Regions from separate parts of the Homo sapiens genome. Here region 2 is linked to region 1. A link is a contact called in ENCODE Hi-C or POLR2A ChIA-PET data. All regions are on one chromosome and are shown on one strand. The core of a region is the stretch at or near the end of the contact, and the rest is flanking DNA. Distances in the headings are between cores, read along the strand shown.

Evidence for each region. Hi-C counts contacts between places; a loop is a spot of excess contacts on that map. ChIA-PET counts read pairs that join two places held with the same protein, here RNA polymerase II (POLR2A). Pooled maps may share reads with other maps.
Region 2: a loop to region 1 is called in a pooled map, with 6 times the contacts of the local background. The contact joins two enhancer-like sites. A Hi-C loop is called at or near these places in 1 of 50 pooled maps. POLR2A ChIA-PET finds 5 or more read pairs at or near these places in 3 of 52 experiments (AG04449, Caco-2 and HepG2).

The regions. Positions count from the first base shown.
Region 1 is chr17:78,881,492-78,885,803 of GRCh38, forward strand. All of the region lies in intron 1 of TIMP2 (TIMP metallopeptidase inhibitor 2), which reads right to left. Among named protein-coding and RNA genes, the nearest start is that of CEP295NL, 20 kb to the right of the region's middle. RefSeq lists enhancers at 1-462, 2,316-2,610. Within about 2 kb of position 1,574, at least 36 of the 41 ENCODE cell types and tissues checked have a DNase peak (open chromatin) inside an H3K27ac peak, as active enhancers do.
Region 2 is chr17:79,017,282-79,021,976 of GRCh38, forward strand. C1QTNF1-AS1 (C1QTNF1 antisense RNA 1) reads right to left here. Exons shown (of 3, transcript NR_040019.1): 2 at 2,725-2,955; 3 at 1,928-2,335. Among named protein-coding and RNA genes, the nearest start is that of C1QTNF1, 4.5 kb to the right of the region's middle. Within about 2 kb of position 2,435, at least 11 of the 41 ENCODE cell types and tissues checked have a DNase peak (open chromatin) inside an H3K27ac peak, as active enhancers do.

The sequences.
Region 1 (4,312 bases), core at 324-2,823:
GCCACTGCATGCATCCCAGGGGCCAGCCCTGGAGGACTCCACACTGCGTAGACGCAAACGCGGTAACTGCAGGCCGGAGCCGCAGACGTCTTCTGAGCGTCATTTGGTTCATTTGGCTCTGGGTGGAATTACATGCCAGTCATTTCAGAGGAATTATCAAAGAAACCATTTTCTCTCCCGGATGAAACCCAACCTCCACTTACTCCTGGGGAGGATCCAATGGCAGTTGCAGGTGGACTCAGCTTTGTTCTTTCACTGGGAAAGGACTGTGACGTTCCACGCCTTGTCTAAACTCTCCAGAAAAGTGGGGTGCCATGAGTGCCAATGTCCACACCCTCAAATCACACAGTTAGTAACGCCCTTGCTAACATCTGTAACTATAACTTGGCGTTGCCATTGGGGATGAGAGTCTCTTGTCCCTTTTGGGTGGATGTAATGACACCATATGGCTGGTCAACCTGGCAGGGGCTCCATATCCTCTTTTTTTTTTGAGATAGAGTTTCGCTCTTGTCGCCCAGGCTGGAATGCAATGGCACGACGTTGGCTCACTGCAACCTCGGCCTCCTGGGTTCAAGCGATTCTCCTGCCTCAGCCTCTGGAGTAGCTGGGATTACAGGTGCCCGCCACCATGCCCGGCTGATTTTTATTTTGTGTATTTTTAGTAGAGATGGGGTTTCACCATGTTGGCCAGGCTGGTCTTGAACTCCTGACCTCACGTGATCCACCCATCTTGGCCTCCCAGAGTGCTGGGATTACAGGCGTGAGCCACCTGGCCCGGCCTGACCATTTTGATTAATATGTCTAAAGCGCCAGCTGAGGGTGTACCAGGGGCCCCTCTGCCCCAGCCACCCACAAGATCAGAGTCTGAAAAGGGAGGTGAAGCCCACTTTCCCCACTTCTGGTGTCTACACCCTCAGCTCAGGACAGATGTCCAGTAACACAGCTGTGGCCCTGCCCTGCAACTGCTGTAATAAATGACTATTTTTCATGGCCCTGCTCTCAGATCGCTGTGGGATCCCTAAATGTTTGTGTGTAACTAATCTCGTTGGGCTTCAGGATCACAGTAAAGACAGCTTAGAAACATGGAAGCTCTCCATTCGGGCAGCACCTCCTTCTTTTAGCAGGATGGGGCCGACCTCGCCAGCTGGAGCAGCAGAAGTGGCCACAAACGCCACCAGGGATGGCAGACGGTGATCCAGGAAGGGGCTGTGCTCACAAGGACCCCAGACCTGCTCTAGTCCTCTAGGTTTGGAGGCCACGCCTCTCCCAACGGAACTGCCCAGGGGCACGGGGCAAGGCTGAGCAGCCAGGAAGTGTCACAAGTGTTGTGAGGTGACAGTGAGGGTTAGCTGGTCCAGCTCACCTTCAGCCTCTGGCCTCAAGTGACACAGCCGGGTGCCCTTGGTGGGCAGTCAGAGGGTCTCCCCCGGGCACTGGGCTCTGCCCTTCCTCGGCCCCTTCATGCCAGCCCCTTTTGGTCAGCGGGTGCGGCAGACCTCCTCCAAATTCACTCCTTTTAGGGAAATGAGCAGAAAAGAGGGCCGTGACTTGGTAATTAAAAACAGCCCTGTGGTGCTGGGCAGGAACCAGGCTCTTCCCGCCCTGCAGCTGCTGTGGAGGCCAGACCCACCCTCAGGTCCTCCAACCTCCTCGGCCCCCGGAAGCCAGCAACGGGGCCTTCTGGGAAGCAGGAAAGACCTCAGCAGAGGGGGCACCATAGGAGCACACTGGACATCCGTCCCCAGTTGAGGGTGTAGACACCGGAAGTGAAGACATGGGGCACCACCTCCCTTTCCAGACTCTGACCTTGAGAGTTTGTGGGTGGCTGGGACAGAGAGGCCCCAGGTCCACCCTCAGTGGTGACTTGCAGCCCTGGTGCAGGGCGGGACCGTGACATCCAGGGTGAGGACAGAGGACTTGGCCAGCATGACTCAGGCCAGGGTGAAAAACGCCTGGAATGACAACTACTCAGAAAAGATATTTTGTTGGGGAGGGTGCGGAGGAGGGTGGGGCAGAGAAGGTAACAGGGTGCACAACAGAGATCAGGGAACAGAAGCGCAGCCTCAGCCGGGGCCACACCGCCTGCCAGCGGGCACCTGGGGGTGCTCCAGGCCCTGCCGCCCCAGGGAATGCTCCCTCCCCGGCTGCCTGAGATTCTAGTGCACGTGAGCTGCTGGCCACTGGGTGCCCGTCTCCATGGAGACCAGCTCTCCCATCTCACTTCCTGCCCATTCGTTTTGGCTCCTCTTGGGAAACAGCATCTATCAGAGCACCTCAGCCACGCAGAGCAAAGCCGCCCTCTCTGCCCAGCCTTCCTGCCGCCCTCCCCAACCCCAGGGCCCTGCCCCCTCCCTCTGCAGCTCTGGGAGGACCTCGGGGCCCACGTCCCGCTGCCCTCCCTTTCCCTGGTGGGCCAGCAGGTCTCATGCCAGAGCCTCCGGCTCGGCCCTTCCCATTCACGTGCTGCTGAATCACTTGAAAACAATGCACCAGACCCCGGGAGGATTTGCTGAGAACAGTGCGGCTTTGTGGAGGGAAGTGCAGCTCTGCATTTTCTCCGTCAAGACCCACGGAACAGCCAAGCTCAGCCCTGCAAACCCTAAGCCAGAGCCGGAGCAGGGACAGGAGCAGGACCGTGCAGGGCAGGAGGCAGAGGGAGCCTGGAGAGGCACCGAGGAAACCCCTACCCATCCCTGCAACCCGCCCCCCTACAACAGATGAGCAGGGGGCCAGGGTGACAACTCCGGAGCCAGGGGCAGCAGCAGATTCTCTCCTCGCACTGTTGCTGGGGGGCTGCGACAGCGCGAGGTGGGCAGGGCACTGTTCCTCCCAAGCCGATCCATTTTTGGGGACGAACGTGAGGTCCGGGCCCAGGCTTCAGGCTCATTGGCACTGACTGTCTTTGAGCCCTGGCTGTTCGTCGGACCCAGGGTCATGTGGCCTGTGGGCTGAGCCTGACTTGCTGCATTTCTCAGGAGACAGAAACAGGGACATGAAGGACATGAAGGCTGGAATCCCAGGGTCCACACACCCAGGAAAGAATGAAAGCAGGGGGGCTGAGGTCCCCACTCCCCTTTCCCTTCCTCCTCAGCACAGCTTCCCAAACAAGCCCCATGCTGAGCGGCGCCCCCAGACTCCCTAAGCTTGTCCTGGGGGGTGTGCATCTGTGTAGCCCCGTCTCCAGCTGGAGGACTTGGCCTGGGCTGTCACAGCAGCTGCAAGTGCAGGCTGCACCCCAGCCCTCCGCCCCGTGTCTTCTTGGAGATCTCGATATAACCCCCTTGCCATTTGCACGAACTGGAAGAATGACCACAGGTCAGGGAGGGTGCTCTACCCACCCGTCCACTCTAAAAACCCTATTTCCTTTTGTCTTATGTGTCGGAGATCCTGGTCACACAGGGCTTGAAGGGGAAGGGAGATTTGTGCGGAGAGAAGATGGACGCCCCAGGGCAGCTCTCAGGGTGGGGTCACATCCAAAGCCCAACTGGCCAGCAGGTTGGGGGGGAGCAGGCCAGGAGGTGAACAGGTAGCACCTGCCAGACCCTGCTGGCCCCCCTCAGCCCATGGACAGCTGACCTCGGCAGAAAGCACAAGCAACGCTGCTGCTCCCCGTCCAAGCCTCACGGACCAACAGGGCGACCCACGCACCACTGCTCAGCCACGGAGGCCTTCCTGGGTCCCTGTGGTTTGGGGAGAAGGACCCACAAGGCAGGGAGCAAAGATGGGGCCGGAGGACGAAGGTTCCAGCAAATGCAGAGTGAGGCGCGAACACGGAATCTGTCCCCCAAGGGTGGGGGCAGAAGCACCAAACCAGAGCAGAGCTCTAGAAGGTGCAAAGTGTTCGGAGCAGGAGAACCGTGCGGGGTACCTGGAAGTGCCTTAGGATGAAGGTGAACACGGCCACCACATCTGGGATCCTCACCGCTGCTGGCATGGCAGTGCTCTCTGGAAACCTCAGGAGCCCCACACCCTTCCGGGTGGCTCCATCCCTTGTTTTACAGTCAAATGAAGGCTGGGCAAGGGCTGGGGTGTGAGTCCAGGGGGCACCCCTGAGCCCGCCAACATAGCCCTATGAGGTGCCTGGCACTTCGGGGAGGATTTAGGCTCGCAAGGCAGGGGGCAGGCCCTGTGCACTTGTGTCCGGAAGAGAGGTGGTGGGAAGAGAGATGCTGGAAGCTGGGTGTGAGGGGTGTGAGGGGTGTGAGGGGCAGGAGGTGGAGGGCCAGGCCTTGGAGGAAGTGCAGAAACCTTAACACTCTGCCCAGGTCACCTAGCTGCTGGCAAATGGCAGAGCCAGGGCTCCAACCCCGGC
Region 2 (4,695 bases), core at 1,185-3,684, 140 kb after region 1:
CAGATAATTTTACTTATTTTGCTTTACTATTGTGGAATATATTCCTGTTGTACTCGTTGTGTAGGAATGCAGAATAAGCTTACTCGCCGTTTTCTTAAATTGAACATTTGCCAGTCTTCCAGATATCACCTTTTGTTGGAACTCAGAGTTATGAATGGCCGTCAGTATGCTGATGCTTTCTGACTGAGTTCCTCTCTACCCTGAATACAAAAGACCTTAATAGTTAGATGAGAATATCATTACTCCTATTTAGCCTGAAGAAGCTACAGAAGGGGAATCTTCCTACCTCTACAACCCTTAGGATTAGTGGTCCTCTTGTAAAAAGGAGGGGGGAAATATGTCAGAGGCATTGGAAGCAGAGCAACTTTAACTTGAATAGGGGCTGGGTAAAATGATGCTGAGACCTGCTGGGCCACATTCCTGGGAGGTTAAGGCATTTTAACCTCCCGGGATCTGAGATGAGATAGGAGGTCACAAGATACAGGCCACAATGACCCTGCTCATATAACAGGATGCAGTATAAAGGCTGGCCAAAACCTGCCAAAACCAAGATGGCAACAAAAGTGACCTCTAGTTGTCCCAACTGCTCATTATATGCTAATTATAATACATTAGCATGCTAAAAAAACACTCCCACCAGCACCGTGGCAGTTTACAAAGGCCATGGGAACGTCTGGAAGTTACCCTGTATGGCCTATGACGGGGAGAAACCCTCAATTACAAGAAATTCTTGCCCCTTTCCCAGAAAGCTCATGAATAATCCACCCCTTGTTTAGCATATGATCAAGACATAACCATAAAAATAGCCAACCAGCAGCCTTTGGGGGTGCTCTGCCTATGGAATAGCCATTTTTCTTTTCTTTTCTTTCTTTTTTTTTTTTTTTTTTTTGGCACAGTGTTGCTCTATTGCCCAGGTTGGAGTGCAATGGCGCAATCTTGGCTCTCTGCAACCTCCATCTCCCACGTTCAAGTGATTCTCATGCCACAGCCTTCTGAGTAGCTGGGATTACAGGCATGCTACTTGAACAGGGGCTGGGTAAAATAAGGCTGAGACCTGCTGGGCTGTATTCCTGGGAGGTTAGGCAGGAATAGGGGTAAATAGGGGTAATTATATTTTTAGTAGAGATGGGGGTTCACCATGTTGGCCAGGGTGGTCTTGAACTGATCTCAGGTGGTCTGCCTGTCTCGGCCTTCTGAAGTGTTGGCATTACAGGCATGAGCCACTGCGTCCGGCCTCCTTTACTCTCTTGATAAACTTGCTTGTATTTTACCCTGTGGACTTATCCCAAATTCTTTCTTGCTCAAGATCAAAGAACCCTCTCTTGGGGTCTGGTTTGGGACCCTTTCCAGTAACAGCTCCACAGACATCATCAGATGGCTTAATTTTGCCAATCTGATGGTAATCAGTGTCTTCTCCTTGCCTGATTACTGTGAGGTTGTATATCTTTTCTTACACTTTTTGGCTGTTTACGTTTCTTTTTCTGTGGATTCCCCATCATCTTGTGTGTTTTTAGGAATTGATCCATCCCATCCCCATTGATATACGTGCAATGCCAATTTTGTCATAGATCAAGTTTTCATACACACATGGGTCTTTGTCGGGTGGGCCTTCTATCATGTTGAACTAATATACTTGATCACATCTGTTCCAATACCAGTATCTTCATTATTATGTCTTTATAATAAGCCTTCCTATGATGTAGGACAAGTCCCCTCCTACCTCACCCACCTTCAACCTTCTGGGATTTTGAATGGAATTGCTTGGAATCTATAGCTTAATTGAGCGAGAACTGAGTTTTTTTTTTTTTTTAATGATATTGAGTCTTCTATCTAAGACCACGCTTTGCTTTTCCATTTCTTTGGATTTTCTTTAGTGCTTTTCAGTAAGGGTTTGTAATTTTCACTTCACAATATAGCTTGGAGATTGTTCCAGATCACATATAGAGAGCTGTTTATTCTCTAAAGAGCTACACGGTGTTCCACTGTGTGGAATTTATTTTACCAGGCCCCTAATGATGTCCTTTGAGGGTATCTGTGCTTTTTTTATACTACGGCAATGCTTCAGAGGATATCCTTGAACTTACTTATTTGAGCACCCTTCTAAGTTTATCTGTAGGAGAAACTCCTAGAAGAAAGATTAGGGGGTCAAAGGGTATTTGCATTCTGTGAGCGAACACACCCTCCCTTCCAGAGAGGCTGTACCATAAAATCACTTTCCTTAAGGTCAACAAATACAATCAGGCTTTCATTGGATTTTCATTCTCCTTGTCTTCTTTGCATCCTCAGAGACTTCACCATAGACTCCTTTTGGAAATTCTCTTTAGTTTCTGTGGCTCTGCATAAAGGACAAGACATTCTTTATTGAATCATTCATTCATATGTTGACATGCATTTACTCACTCATTTCATAGTTAAGTGCTTGGAACTGGGGAGTCCACCAGGGGGCCCTCCCATCTTATTTATCAAGTAAAATATTGCCTAGTCGATCAGTATATGCCTGTCTCCATGTAACTGAAAACATTCATTGCCAAAACAGGAGAGTAAATATTCAGAGGTGAGGAAACTGAGGCATAGGGAAATTAAATGGCTTGATAGAGTTGCAAGGCACACGTGTACATGGCCTCAGGGGAGACTTCTGTGGAAAGGCATGGCTTCCTGGAAGAGGGAACGCCCTTACCCTCCTGGTTTTCTGCAGGTGTGAGGACCATAAAGAAACCTATTCACCTGGTGTGTCCTTGCAGCTGCCAGTCCTGATCTCCACCTGTCCCAAGCTGCTCAGAACGTGGCAGCGCCATCCAGGAGCCACGAGCATGGGCCAGTGGCCAGGGAGGCTGGATCTGTCTGCCAAGTTTCCACTTTTCCATCTTAGCAGCTTCTCCGAAGCTCTGTGGAGACTCTCCCCACTCCCACCCCTTGGCAGTGGGACGTCACCATCGGAGCCGGCCGGTCGCTACCCTTGGGAACAGAATTCAAAGTTTGCAATACCAATCTCTGCCCTTGTGGGATGACTGGGCAGCCCGACCCAAAATAGCTGGGAAAGGCGGGATGTTAGGGCCGCGGTGGGAAAACTCACAGTGCTGCTAATGACATGCTGTGCTTATCTGGAACCGAGTGTCTTGCAGACTTTAACTGAGATCACATTGCTTTTTCCAGCAATAAGTAAACAGACCCAGCGAGTGGTGGTGACAGGCCCAGGGAGAGAGAAAGAATTACCAAATCAGGGAGGGCACAGAACGTGCTGCCTTCCCTGCCAGGGGTTCCAGGAAATATTTCTTCCCATTCTAGGATCTACCCTTGACTAAGAATATGGGATGATTTGGGAATATTCAGGAAGCCTTTAGGGGTTTTGACCCAGACACCTTGTGTAGATGTGAGCTCCTAGGGAGTTTTAGGATGGGTTTGTGGGGGCTAAGAGAGAGACCTTGGGGAGGGGACTCAGTCTTTCTGGAAGTTGGCTTTGACTTCTGACCCATAATCTCAGGGCTGATGAAATCCCCCAGGCACTGTGGCTGATTTTTATTTTTGATTTCTGTTGTTGTTGCCCAACAGGAAAGGATTTTGCCAAAGGGAAAACACTCTGCCTCTTGTTGCTTGGGGGCACCTAAGGCTGAGAAGGAAGAAAATCAGCCACTCTGCAAGGACATCCCTTGCTTGCCAAAGTTTCCATCTTTCCTACTTAAAATTACAAAGCAGAAGTGAAGTTGATGACAAAGAGCATTAGGAACCTGGCATGCTCTCTATTTTGGATTTTTTTTTTCACTTTATTGAGGACAAGCTTGTATTCTCTGGGAGCTGGCCTTGTGAGTCTTTGCCCATTGCCTGCTGCCTTGAGTTGTGAGCCATGATGGTGGCACCTAAGACATGTGCTCAGACCTCAACTCCTATTCTTTGGAAGTTCCCATGCCTCCGAGCCTTGGGTCTCACACAAGATCTTGGGAAACCCCAGGCTCTCTTTGTTACCGTTTGATACCACTCCTCCCTATCCCCAGTTTCTGCCTCAAGGAAAATGAGTAATCCCTTTTCTAATCTCCTCCTTCCCTCCTCTTCCCAAGAGGATGGAAGGAAGATTATACTTGTAATAATGGTAGTTGCAATGAACAATGTGTCTGTTCCACCAACCTTTTTATTAATCATGTGAGAAGCTACAGGTTCACAATCACTTCTCCAAAATCCCTGAAATGCAAAAAATCTGAAACCTTAGTTTTTCCCTAAAGTTGGCACACACAAATTTGACAGAACAATGTGGCTTGAACTATCCTGAGACTATGGATGCCTTCATCCCACTGCCGAATATTCAAGTGTTTAACGAAGGGGCGCTGCCCGAAGCCCACTGGGTAAGATGCTTTGTGGGATATTTGCATCTGACTCTGAACATATCTGACCTCCTTGGTTCCAGATAAGAGACCCTGGACCTATCTCTGCTTTGTAGATAAGGAAGCTAAGGCCCACTGAAGTTTGGTAGCATCCCCAGGCTGCCTCAAGGTAGGACAGAGCCGGGACAAGACCTCCTAGTAGGATGAGCCAGGTGCACCTGGAAGAGATGACCAGCCTTCAGCTGTCTTTCTAGAACTTTGCACTATATTGGGCCTCTGAGTTCTGTCTTGGAATTGTGTTAAAGATAACTGTTTTCCAGTTCTTCAACACCAAAGCCATCTTGGATGGGGTAAAGAGAAAGAATAAATATTCCATCATCCA